Regions from separate parts of the Homo sapiens genome. Here regions 1 and 3 are each linked to region 2. A link is a contact called in ENCODE Hi-C or POLR2A ChIA-PET data. All regions are on one chromosome and are shown on one strand. The core of a region is the stretch at or near the end of the contact, and the rest is flanking DNA. Distances in the headings are between cores, read along the strand shown.

The links. A loop is a pair of places that touch in the nucleus more often than their neighbours do. ChIA-PET counts read pairs that join two places held with the same protein, here RNA polymerase II (POLR2A). Pooled maps may share reads with other maps.
Region 1: a loop to region 2 is called in a pooled map, with 2.6 times the contacts of the local background. The contact joins the promoter of KMO here to the enhancer-like site in region 2. A Hi-C loop is called at or near these places in 1 of 50 pooled maps.
Region 3: a loop to region 2 is called in a pooled map, with 2.1 times the contacts of the local background. The contact joins the promoter of RGS7 here to the enhancer-like site in region 2. A Hi-C loop is called at or near these places in 2 of 50 pooled maps. POLR2A ChIA-PET finds 5 or more read pairs at or near these places in 3 of 52 experiments (MCF 10A, OCI-LY7 and WTC11).

Annotation. Positions count from the first base shown.
Region 1 is chr1:241,530,860-241,535,307 of GRCh38, forward strand. It overlaps KMO (kynurenine 3-monooxygenase), which reads left to right and starts at 1,519. Exons shown (of 15, transcript NM_003679.5): 1 at 1,519-1,639. The coding sequence starts at 1,586. RefSeq lists an enhancer at 1,102-1,251.
Region 2 is chr1:241,421,077-241,425,511 of GRCh38, forward strand. No RefSeq gene overlaps it. Among named protein-coding and RNA genes, the nearest start is that of RGS7, 66 kb to the left of the region's middle. Within about 2 kb of position 2,800, at least 2 of the 41 ENCODE cell types and tissues checked have a DNase peak (open chromatin) inside an H3K27ac peak, as active enhancers do.
Region 3 is chr1:241,355,687-241,360,180 of GRCh38, forward strand. It overlaps RGS7 (regulator of G protein signaling 7), which reads right to left and starts at 1,519. Exons shown (of 19, transcript NM_001364886.1): 1 at 1,213-1,519; 2 at 13-140. The coding sequence starts at 90. LOC124904601 (a long non-coding RNA gene) reads left to right here and starts at 1,566. Exons shown (of 2, transcript XR_007067052.1): 1 at 1,566-1,796; 2 at 2,137-4,494. RefSeq lists a silencer at 1,371-1,420.

The sequences.
Region 1 (4,448 bases), core at 269-2,768, 110 kb after region 2:
TGCATCTATCATGGTACAATTATACATAAAAGCAAAGAAAGTTGGTATGGCAGTTACCTCTACGAAGGAGGGGTGATTAACAGGGGGCACGTTAGACTTCTGGGATTCTGGCAATATTCTCTCTCTGCACCTAAATGGTAGTTACATGGATACTTGCTTTACAGTAACTTATTATACTGTTCATTTGTGTTATAGTTCATAATTTTTAAAAGATTTTTTAACAATGATACATATTGATACTGAGGAATTGATACATATTCTCTACATATTGATATTGAAGAATTCTCAAGCTATATGTTGTAAAGTGAGAAATATGATGTGGAAAAAGTTTTTAAATGTATGTTTAAAAAGAAAGGAAGGAAGGGAATGAGAGAGTGAGAGAAAGAGAGAGAGAAAAGGAGAGAGAGGAAGAACAAGAAAGACATAATCAACGTGTAGAAGAATACGGTAACCCACACACCAAAACAGTTGTTGTCTTTGGGCAGGAGGAATAGGTGGCCAAGGGTCAAGGTTAGCAGGATTACTATTCACCGTGTACTCTTTTGTGTCTTTAATTTCATGCCATGTTAATGTATTACCTATTCAAAATAAATAAAATACCTAATCATGCTTATCCACAAGGGGTCACTATTGAATGCCATTTAACTCTAGTTCCTAACCAGGGAAAAAAACGTTCTGAATTCTTTATGTGCTTAACAGGAAGTGAAGAAACAACTTCATTTATGTTCTTATTTTACATTACACCACATCATGTTCCAGAAAACAATTGCCATTCGCAAATCATGCACAAAAGTATAACATTTAAAACGGAGTGAAAAAGACAAAAAAGTGAATAGATAATATGAAGTCGGGAATGAGTTTACAGAAGCGTTGTGTCAGTCATCTCCCCTAGTGGTAATTAGACTCTAAATTTTCGATTCTAAAATTAGATTCTAAATTTTCTAGCATCTGGGCTGAAAAAAAAAAGGGGAAGTATGGTCAGTTACACAATTCAAAATGTTGATCGGGAGAATATTAAGACCTTGCAGAGAATTTTCCCTGGTAGAGCCTGTTAAAAACAATCCATGAGGACCCTTTAGATGAAATTTTTGATTGGTCTTAACCACAAAAATGATCCACAGATGAATTATGAAACCATGTCATCTTACTCTCTAAGGGAGGTATAAGATGTTTTTGGACTTCAGATGAGAAGGGCTCCATTCATGGTTAATCATGAATGAAAACGAAACTAAGAATATATGCTGTAGAAAAAGAAGAAGAAAAGCCACAAGACTGCTTAAAAATTTCTGTGTCTTACACAGAAGATAGAAAAAATAGAGTGTCTCCAATTGGATGGATTTTTTAAAAAATTTGGTTATTGTAATGGATTTATTTTTTCTTAGAGCTGAGCTGATTGTACTTTGGCCAACTAATGGGTTAATACTGTCAAGGGAAATTAGCCCTGACTAAACATTGCCGCTGGCTCATGAATGCACTAGGCTTGGGGCAGTATAAAAACTCAGAGAAATCAGTGTGTAGGAGACACAGAAATCAGTGTCACTCAGTGACAGAAGCAACAATAATTGTGAAAAATACTTCAGCAGTTATGGACTCATCTGTCATTCAAAGGAAAAAAGTAGCTGTCATTGGTGGTGGCTTGGTAAGAATTTTCAGATGGATTACTATTGTTGGTGGTATTATATTAACTATTATTACTCGTAATGATTATTATTCGTCACTTCTGCAAATTGTTAATTTTCTTGTGAAAACTCTGATATTTAAATACAGCTATTTTGTTTATTTTTTTAATATTTTTATTTTCATAGATTTAATATAGTATGAGTTTTAATCTGTTCTTTTTCAGGAAAGGTATTTTATAGCCATTAAATACAAAGGTTTCTGTTTTCCCTCATCATTTTGGTTTAGGATTTGTTAAAAAGCAAAAATAATGCAAATTGAATTTGATTTTATCCCCAAATTGGCTATGTTTTTAGGAACAGGAATTAGTCTCAATATTCATTTTAATAAAAACATTTGTTCCGCTTTGTTTAATAACTCAGTTAATGCTGTCTAATGAGAATAAAAGGGTCAAGAAACATGAAGCTAACGTCAAAGTATCATGTTGAATGTTCACTAGTTATATGAGTAATTGGGAATAAGATTTATGTGGTCGCCTGACTTACTTGACTCTTCCAGTGGAGCACCTAAGACAGTGGAGTGAGGTGTTCACCTCTCACTGAGCACGTGACGTAAAGGTGCTGGGGCTTCCCCCATACCTAACAAGACGGAAGGAGAGGTCACTCTCTGCTTTCATAGTTATGGTGCCAAAGGTAGTTCTGTTTAACATGGGTCTGCTCCGATTCAACTTTGCTTTTTCCCATCTCAGCAGAATTTCTGTTTCAGAATACAAACATCCCAGTTAGTCAAGGTTAAATCATTTCCCTATCACCTTTGGTCAAATCATTTGGAGACTTTTCATTAATTATTCATATATCCACTCAACAAAAAATTTATTGAGGGCGTAACACTGTTCTAGGCTGAATATAGATGGTATATTTTATGCCACACATGTATTTATACAGTATATGCTGTCTTTTGTTCTGCCTTCCTTAGTGTCTTTTCCCCAAAGTGCTAGAACAGTTCTTTTAATATTTCTGATTCTAAATTTTCATTTAGAAATGCTATCACATGATGTGTTGGTCACTGGTTGGGACATGTGTCGTCACTGCTTCATACTAGGCTTGTGTCCAATCTGTCCTATCAAAATGTTGCACAAAATGAGAATTCATGTGTTCAACAAAATCTGATTACTATGTACCAATATTGTTTTAGGTAGTAGGGATGCGAGGGTGAGAATTCCAGAGAAGAAAAAGACAAGGAAGAAGAAAACAAATAAGACAATTTCAGTTAAAGAGAAGCACTATGAAAGAAACGAAAACAGGGTAGTGCTGTAGAGAGTATCTTTGGGAGTACCTGTTTAGAATGTGGTCAGGGACAGCTGCTCTGCTGAAGGGACATGTGACCAGAGACCTGAATGATCAGATAGAACTAACTACGTGAAGATCTTGAGAAAGAGCATTTCAGGCAGAGGGAACAGCAGGAAGAGAAACCCTCAGGCAATAATGAGCTGCCCAAGTTCAAGGAGCAGAAAGAAAGGCAGGAACTGCCTGAGGCCAGAGAAGAGTAGCTGATGAGGCCAGAAAAGCTGACAGACCAGATCTTGTAGGATCTTAGAGGTCCAGGCAAGAAGATCAGATTTTGTTCAAATTACAATGGGAAACTATTGGAGGATTTTAGGCAGGAAATTAAGTTGTGATTTTAAAAGGTCCCTTGGACCATTATGTGGAGAATGACTAGGAACATTTTAAGATGACAAGATAGACCAGTTAGGAGGCTGTTACGTTAGCTCAAGACTTGGACTAAGGTGGCAGCAGTGATGTCTCATTTTAAAAATTGTCTCTTAGAAATCCAAGGGAGAGATAACAAATATGTGATTGTATATATGGTTTTGGGGGGCATAAAAATGTGGGTGTCATCCATGGATTTCTCCCTGAATAACATGAGATTGTCATCATGTAACCACGTCATACATATGCTGGAAAATAGGAGACAAAAATTACTACTTGCGTATTAGGGAGCAACTAAAATTCCTCTGCAAAAGAATTCTATCCATCCTATTGTTCAAGTCCATGCTTACGCATCATGTTTGATTCCTATTGTCATTTTGTGCAAACGCTTATTCTTCTTTCACTCCATCAGTAAGCCTTGAGGCTCTATATCCAAAATACATTTAAATTCTAGCCATTACAACCATCCTGGCCCAAGCCATTATCATCCGCCATCCTTATTCCTGCAACAAGCTCCAAATTAGTCTCCCAGCTTTAACTCCTTTTCCCTTATAGTCCATACTACACACCACAGCCAGAAACACCCTTCTAAAACATGAGTCTGATCATTATCATCCCCTGCTTAAAATCTTCCAATGATCTCCCATTACAAATAAAATAAAACCCAAACTCTTTACCAAAGGTCTTGTCTGAACTAAGCCTATCTGCCTTTCTGGCTTCACCCCTTTCCCTTTTTATTTGTTAATCTTATCTACCAGTATCGGAAATTACACACTTTGGGTTTTTTTTTTTAACCTGTTTCTTAGATATCTACTCCAACTAGGATATAAACTCTTATTAACCAATGTATTCCAGAGGCTGTAATTATGCCTAACATTATGTATTGGGTGGATGAATAAATGAGAGGAATGAGAAAACTTAATGATATAAAGGTGAAAAAATAATAACAGATGCATGTTTGAATATTGAGAAAATTATTTTTAAAAGTATTGACTAAATAGAGCAATTCAAGAAGGTTAATGTCTTTACATAGAGGACAAGATTACATTTTTGCCCATCTTCTTCTGTTTTTTTTTCCACCCTCCCTTCCTACCTCCTCCTTTCCATAAACCATATCCCAGT
Region 2 (4,435 bases), core at 1,550-4,049:
TCTGAGAGGGACTGTTGGGGGAATACTGACTGAATTTCATGTTGTAATTGTACAAGGGAAAAAATTGATTTTCTTCACAGGGAATTGGTTTTCTCAAGGTCACACAACTAATGCTGGCTAAATTGAGAACAAACACTGATCTACAAAGCAGAATTTCAATTTTAATTTTTAATGGAAGTTGTCTTTTCAATGACCAATGTGCTTGTATGTGTTGCCTGGTACCTTCTAAGTTAGAAGATTTTTCCATACAGATTAAATAATCAGATGGTTATTTGGCGAAATAAAGCAAAGAGATTAAGAGAGTCTTGGAGGACATTTCATGTAGGTTGTGAGGTAACCTGAATATTTTTCCTACTTTACTATGTAGTCCACTTTTCTAGTAACATAAATTCTCATATCTCTTAGGGATGGTGTCTTTTTTTTAGTCACTAGATACACACACACACACACACACACACATACGCACACACACACACACTCTTTAATTTTCTTTGTCCTTGATTAAACATATCACAATACTTGTATATTGTTATAGCCTGAGGCATAACATCATTAATAGGCTAACAGTTTATCTTACATTAGTCTTTGTTAATGCTGATAAATTCAACATTCAGTTCTAATCTCCTGTTCTTTGACAGGTACTGTAAGAGGGGTGGAAATTTCAGGAACACCTGAGCTTTTTTTGATAAATGTTTCAGAGATTCTCCCATGCCTTTTATAAGCTTTTGGAAGCTTTCATAATTTTATCTTTTATGTTTGGTTATACAGAGTTAGTATGTTTAATTTATGTTAATTTTTCTGACATTTTTCCTAAATTCCAGAAGTTACTACCATTTGGGGCCAGGTAATCAATAGGGACTGTCAAGAGAAATAATTTAGCCTTCCCTTGGTTCTAACCACCTTCCCCAAATACATTATCTCTATGAAGTCTATGCATGCAATATCCCAAGTGTCTTATTATAGGTGATTCTATTTTCACAGGCAGCAGGTAATATAAAACATTCTAAAACTGTTTCTCATTCTTTCTATTCCATTCAAGATTTTCAAATAGGTGAAGCAAGAATTAGGACTGGCTACTTCAGTGAGTATATTGCCCTTTGATGGGCAGAATTCACCCAGGTCCTCTTAAGATAGAGTAAATCAGCTTTACAAAGTGAGACCTTGTTGTTAGAGGGTAGCAATGAATTACTGCCTCTACTGGACATCACTTCATGGGACTCATTACTTTTTCCAAAACCTAATTATCTTACCACATCACAAAGTATTTTACTTAGTCATTAGATGTTTTGAATTACAGAGGTGAAATTTTCTATTATTTACAGACAAAATACGGGAAGGGTAGATAATCTAGAGAGAGAGAGAGAACAGAGTGTTTCTAAATTTATGCTATTGACAATAATAAAAGTTCAGAGAAAAAGAGCAAAAATCACCAAATTTTAAACACAACATGAATATCTGCTTCAACCAATGAAGAAATGAAGAAATAAAAACATGTAAAGCATCAAGACAAAACCCTGCCTATCGCTGATGCTCAATCAAAATCCGTGAAATTGAATTGGCTTTGTTAATTCATGGTTGATTTATCTCATGAGACACTCGAGGGCTGCTATTGCGTCTCTTTAAAGAGAGGTAGTTACGCTTCAGACAGCAGCAGTGTGGAAAGTCAGGCTCATGTGGTTGTTTTGCTGTTGTTGTTGTTTGGTTTTGAGACAGGGTCTTACTCTGTCACCTAGGCTGGAGTGCAGTAGTGCGATCACAGCTCACTGCAGCCTCTAACACCTGAGCTCACTGATCCTTCTGCCTCAGCCTCCAGAGTAGCTGGGATCATAGGTGCGTGCCATGATACCCGGCTAATTTTTTTTTTTAATATAGAGATGGGGTTTCACTGTATTGCCAGGCTGGTGGCAAACTCCTGGGCTCAAGCGATTCCTCTGCCTTAATTTACCAAAGTGCTGAGATTACAGGTGTGAGCCACCAAGCCCAATGCTTTTGTTTTATCGATTTTGTTTTAGCATTAAATTCTAATAAACTTTTTCATTATGAAAATATTCAGGCATGCATAAATGTAGGAGAATTAGTAGGATGGGCCCTGTCATAAATCAGCCAGCTTCAGCAACTGCAAATACAATGTCAATTTTGTTCCATCTATTCTGCCTCACCCACTACCCTTACTGTTTTTTTAATGTATATATAACTTTATTGAGGCAGAATTTACGTACCATAAAATTCACCCACTGCACTGCAGAATTTAACGATTTTTAGTAAATGTATAGTTGTACAGCCATCACAAAAATCTGATTTTAGAACGTTTGTATCATCTACCTAAAAGTTCCCTGTGTTCATTTGGAGTCAATACCCCTTTTGACTACATACCCAGGTAACCACTGATCTGCCTTCCGTCTCTATATATTTGCCTTTGGGGGACATTTTATATGAACGCAATCATGCAATAGTTCCCATTTTCCACATGCCTTTTTAATTTAGCCTGTATCTGAGGCTCATCATTTTCATGGCATGTATTAGTTGTTCTGTCATTGCCAAATAATCTCTCATTGTAAAATTATGCTCGATTTGTTTATCTAGTTAACCACTACTGTACATTTGTTTCCAGTTTTTGGCTATTATGAATAATGCTGCTAGAAACATTAATGTCTTTTTGTGAAAAAGTACTTTCGTTTCCCTTCTAGACACCTAGAAGTGAAATGACTGGGTCATATTGATACGGCAGCAGCAGGCAGTCCTGAGCGGCCGCTGCCATCGCGCCGGCTGCAGCGGAAAGGTACAAGCGGTGGCGGCAGGAGCCGCTGTGGGAGCAGCAGTGGCGGCAGTGGGAGCCCTGTGCCACGCGTCCCCTGTGCGCCGTGTCCCCAAGGCAGCTGACTACACCTCCCCCACCCTCCTGCAGCAGGGTGGATCCCACCTAGCGGGACTCCCCACCCACCCCTCCAGGCCTTCTCCACTCCGGACTCTGGCCACTTGCCACCGTTGTCGCCCGCCGCCGCTGCAGGGAGGGTGCACGGAGGGAGCAGACCGTCTCCGGAGCCCGCCGCCCTGGGGGCTGCAGTGATGGGGCCGGGCTGAGGCACCTGCCGGCGGGGTAGCAGGGCAGTCGAGCACGGAGGGAGGGGCGGGCCTCCAGGGGACTTCAGCGGGAGCCGGGCCTGGGGCGGTGCCGCACTTGCACACGGAGTGTGGGGGGCCAGGCCTGGGACCAGGAGCTGGGGCCGGGCTTCGGCGCAGAGGCAGGAAGAGGAAGCGGCACCCGCTTCGGGGACCCAGCCGGCGGCCAGGCCACCGCGCCCACCCGGCCGATGGCACCGTGTTCCTGCGCCTCGGGAGGGAGGAGGCTCTGCGCGGGACTGCAGGTTCTGCCCCGCATCGGAGTGATCGCTGAGCCTGACGCTCTCGAAGGCTGGGCCTGGGGCCCGCAATCTACTCCGGAGGCTTTCCCACTGGGCAGGGTCGCTAGCAGGGTGAGAGAAAGCCCCGGGCCATCCCCGAGTGCCGGGGCCACAGGAAGAATTTGTGGCGACATCATCCCTTCCCCAGGTGCCACCCGGGTGCAGTGAGGACCTGGAGCCCCTGCCCCAGGCTGTGAGGAGACTTGACCAGAGCTGCCTGAATGCTCCACGGAGCAGGTGGGAGCCCACCCTCCCAGGTGCAGGACCCGGGAGTCTCTGCACTCTGCACCCTCGGGGGCCCAGGGGACCCCCTTGCCCTTGCAGGCTTGTATCTGCTCCTGCTGCCTAGCCTCTCCCCACTGCCGGCGCCTGCCTGGATCTCGGAGCAGGGTTGGGGCCGTGCCCCAGCACTGACAGCCCGGCCAGGTGTGTGCACACACGGGGCAGTGCTGATATGCCAGTCACCTGCCACCTCGGCCGCCTCCGGACCTTGGGCACCAAAAAGCACTTTTTAAAAATATACTTTAAGTTATGGGATACATGTGCAGAACGTGCAGGTTTGTTACATAGGTATACACGTGCCATGGTGGTTTGCTGCACCCATCAACCCGTCATCTACATCAGGTATTTCTCCTAATGTTATCCCTCCTCTAGCCCACCATCCCCTGACAGGCCCCGGTGTGTGATGTTCCCTTCCCTGTGTCCATGTGTTCTCAATGTTCAACTCCCGCTTATGACTGAGAACATGCAGTGTTTGGTTTTCTGTTCCTATGTTAGTTTGCTGAGAATGATGGTTTCCAGCTTCATCCATGTCCCCGCAAAGGATATGAACCCATCCTTTTTTATGGCTGCATAGTATTCCATGGGATATATGTGCCACATTTTCTTTATCCAGTCTATCATTGATGGGCATTTGGGTTGGTTCCAAGTCTTTGCTATTGTGAATAGTGCTGCAATAAACATACACGTGCATGTGTCTTTATAGTAGAATGATTTATAATCCTTTGGGTATATACCCAGTAATGGAATTGTTA
Region 3 (4,494 bases), core at 269-2,768, 67 kb before region 2:
AGACATTCTTACCTTTCTGTACACCAGCATGTTGGGTGATTCATCGGCCACCCCGTTGCTGGTCTGCCCATAATTATTCCCCTGGGCCATGTCACCCAAAACTTGGTCCACTCTCAAGATACAAGAATTATCAGTGTGCCCTGCAAAGGGTCAGAGAGACTTCAGTGAGATCCCAGTGGGACTCCCCTGATTCATCATCATCATTCACAGCACCCACCCCACATGGCGCGTTCTTACAAACTGGGGCTGGCTGGAGAAAGTGACACAGGACATGGATTTTTTAAAAAGTGAGTTGACACCTACAATAACCTCAAGGAATTGTAAGAAATTACAATCTTCCAGGTAGAAATAGCCATTTGGTTATTGTTTTAGCTGACTTCATTTTCTGGATACTCATTTTGAGAAGTGTTTGATGCTCACCCTAAAAACTCGTGGGTAGCATTTTCCTAGTACAGAGTTCTCTTCTCTCCCAATACTTGCATCTGAACTTGGTGATGTTTTCCCCAAAGGGTGGAAAGGCAACACCTGGGGGATGCGGTGGGGGAGTGGGGGGCGGGTTAGCACACTTTCTCCTAGGTATCTGTCTAGTGTCCCCACCTGCAGCCCATCAGAGAGGCCCATTCCCGGTGTCATTCTCCAGCGCACGGGCTTCCTCTCTATTCCCCCGGGTCTCCCACACAGAGCCGGAGTATATGCTTCGCCTACTTTCACCTGCCTGCGCTGCCAGCCACCGGCTGCTCTCCTTTCTCCCCACTTCGCTTCGGAAGTCCGGAGGTAATCCTGCCTAATTTTTGCAAGAAGACACCAGAATATGTCCCGGCAACAAGAACTAGTGGGAGGTCAAGCCTTCAGGCCATTTTACCCGGGTCACCGTGGGTAAAAGCCTAACTGCAGAAGCCTCCAGAGCAACCAGCCAAAGAGGAGAAAACAGGCAAGCCCCTGCTCCCCTTGCTCGCTCTCACGGCAGCAGCAAATGGCAGGCGAGCCTGTGCCCCGCGCCGCGGCGGCCGCCGGAGCCGGGCAGCAGTTTCAGCACCGTGGACCGCGGGGTGCGCGCGGCGCCCGTAGCCCAGCCCCGGCGCGGGGCTCCCGGGGGCGGCCGCCCTGCGCCCGCGGACGCTCCCGCTGCGCAGAGCGAGGGCTGGGTGCGGGCCGGGGGCCGGGAGGGCTCTGGGTGGCGCTGCCTCCTCCCCGCCCGCCTTCCCTATTTACCTCCTCCGCCAAGGTCACGGCCCCGCGGCGTCTCCCCTCCCGGGCGGGCTGGGTGCAGGCGGTGTCAGCTGGCGGCAAGCGGAGCAGCGAGGCAGGGTAGCTTCATCACACTCGCGGCGGATGCGGATTCCGCGCCGCCCCGGCTCTAGCTGCTCAGGCGACCGCCACCCTCGCCTCGCCGCCGCCCGTGCACAGGCGGCTCCGGCAGCCGCCACTCGCGCCCGCTCCCCTGGGCCGCCTCGCTGGCTCTCTCCCTCCTCCGCTTCTTCTCCCGGGGACTGGGACCAGCCGAGCGCGCGCGGGAGTCGAGACGCCCGGCCCGTGCGCGCGACTGGGAGGAGGGAGGAGGGGACAGTCACGTGGGACAGGGGCGTCCGAAGGTGCCGGCTCGGATGGGCTCGGCTCGGCCGCCGCCACACCGCCCGGGCCTCCCGGGCCTCCCCGGCCTCCCGCCCTCGCGCCCCTCGGGAGGCTGTAGTCCTGCCCCCGGCGCGGCCAGCCCGCGCTCCCGCACACCCCGCCCGCTCGCCCGCGCGTGTGTACGTGCGCCGGAGGCCTGGAGAGACCGGAGTTTAACGCCCAGTGTAAGCCGGAAAGGGAGGAAGGCTGTGCGATGGGTGGGTGGGTGGTAGGTGGGTGGGTGGTCTAGTGAATGGATGGACAGATGGACGGACGGATGCACGGATGAATGGATGGATGGAGCCCCGTGCAAACCAAGGTTTCATCACGTGCCTAACGACTCCGCTGAAAGTCCCAGGGAAGCAGATGATTTATTATTATTATTATTATTATTATTATTATTATTATTATTATTATTATTATGCTTAAATAACAGAGTAGAGAGATATTGAGACACCCTAGGAATGAAGGAAATGGCCAGGACCAAATGAATCATTCATCCCCGTTTGCCTGCGGTTTTCACAGCTTCTTCCTAAGTTGGAGAAATGGGAAACGATTTGAAAGCTGCCAACCGGAGGTGAAAATCTTGCCACTTGTGAAACTGAAGGAACATCCCCAAGGCCTGGCTTCTCCTTTTAACAGAAGGTGCTCAGAGGAACTTTCCTCTTGCCCACTGCCCTCATCCTCTAGCAATTTTCAAAGAGCTTCTGAGGTGCTGATCCTCCTAGCTATAGTCTTCGTACTGCTGCCACAAATTCTTCTGTAAGGATTAGAATGACATAAAGGAGACAGATCACTTTTGTCTCGGTGGTAGTAAAGCAACCTGTGCCTCTGGCTTTCAGGGGGAAGGGCTGGGCCGCTGTAAATCTAGTTTTCCTTCCTCTCCTGGGCCAGCTGTGGAGGAGAGGGAGGGAGAGAAGGAGAAGATAATCAAGATCAGCTGTAAATCTAGTTTTCCTTCCTCTACTGGGCCAGGTGTGGAGGAGAGGGAGGGACAGAAGGAGAAGATAATCAAGGTCAGCCTTTCCTGACCCCTTGGTCTAAGCAGACTAGACCTTATTGGAGATAACACTTCTACTCAAACAGGGGTCCATGTGGACCAATGTATTACCCCAGCCCCATGCAGGTCTTGTCAGGTTTCTCTCAAGGAACAAATATTTATCTAACCTAGCCCCTGTTCCAAGTACTACAGGAGAAATATCATTGTCCCAAACTACACACACTCTAGTCTGACCTGTCTCCCACTCCAACTCCCCACATCTTTCCACTGTAGCCTCTGGAACTTAGAATCTTCTTCAGCAAAATTCTCTTCGTTTTCGACTTCTCGAAATATTTCTTTAACGTTTTTGCTCTCGCTGAAATCTACTTATCCCTCCTTTAACCCCTCTCTCTTCCCTCTTGTTCAGTCTGCTCCTGAGAAGTTGATGTGACTTGCATGACTTGGATTAATAAATTTGCAAATACAACTGGGTATGCTCACTCAGTTTGACCATTTTCCTCTTAAGAGAGAACCGCCTGAAGGAAGCAGTCTTCCTCCTCCTTTGCATCTCTGGGTAAAGTTTCCATCCTCATAGGAAGCTGTACCCAAGCTCTATATATAGAGAGCCTATATATATATATAGCTCTATTTATCATATATATAATTGGCTCTATTTAATTTATATATATAAATTATACACACACATAAACATACATATATATAATATCTCTTGACACCCTTTCCACTTATTGCCACCCTATTTTCCTTCTTCCCTTTATGCCAAAATCTTTCCATTCCATGTTGAACCTGTTCCACTTTGGCAAATGACCTCCATGGTGCTAAGCTGATGGTCAATTCTCAATTGTCATATGAATTGACTTTTCAGCATAAATTAACCCGGACACCACTCTCTATTATTTCTCTTTCTGCATTACTGGCTGCTTTTTCTCACTCTCATTGCTTGTTCCTCTTTGTCTTTTTGACCCCCAAATTCTGAAGCATCTTGGATCTTAGTCATTAAGCCTCTTCTCCTCTCAATTTACATGCACTGTACCTAAAGTGACCCAATTCAGGCTCATACATTTTAGTATTTCATTATTAAACACTAATAACTTCCAAGTGTATATTTTTAACCAGGATCTATCCCCTGAAATCCAGTCTGTCAAATGCTCACTTTACATCTCCACTTGAATATCTAATTATGCCTGATTCAGCTTGAAGATAGCAAGGATATTGTCACTGCCTCAGATCCTAGGCATAGTATAGTTGCTGGTGCATAGTAGATGCACAATAAACATACATTAATGAAATGAATGGATGTATCTAGTAACAGTAATCTGATAGGTTCTTTTGTATTTTGCAATTGTATTTTTTTTTGAGATGAAGTCTTGCTCTGTCACCCAGGCTGGAGGGCAGTGGTGCAGTCTCTGCTCACTGCAACCTCTGCCTCCCAGGTTCAAGTGATTCTCCTGCCTCAGCCTCCTGAATAGCTGGGATTACAGGCACGTGCCACCATGCCTGGCCAATTTTTGTATTTTTAGTAGAGATGTTGGCCAGGCTGGTCTCGAACTCGTGATCCCAGGTCATTCGCCCACCTTGGCCTCCCAAAATGCTGGGATTACAGGCATGAGCCACTGCATCCAGCTATGTATTTTGTAATGGATTTTTTTGCATTATCTTATTTAATTCTTACTAATGACCCTATAGTTATAATAGTTATCTCATTTACATCAATACAACAATGAGGAAGGAGAGGATCAGAAAGGTTGGGTCAACTTCCCAATACAACCAACATAGCCAAGAAGTGGCAGTGGTGGTTTGTACTCTATCGACTGCATTAGCTGGAACAATGTTTCTCAGGATCCTCTTGCCCGTATGCATGTAAGTGTATGCATGTAAGTACG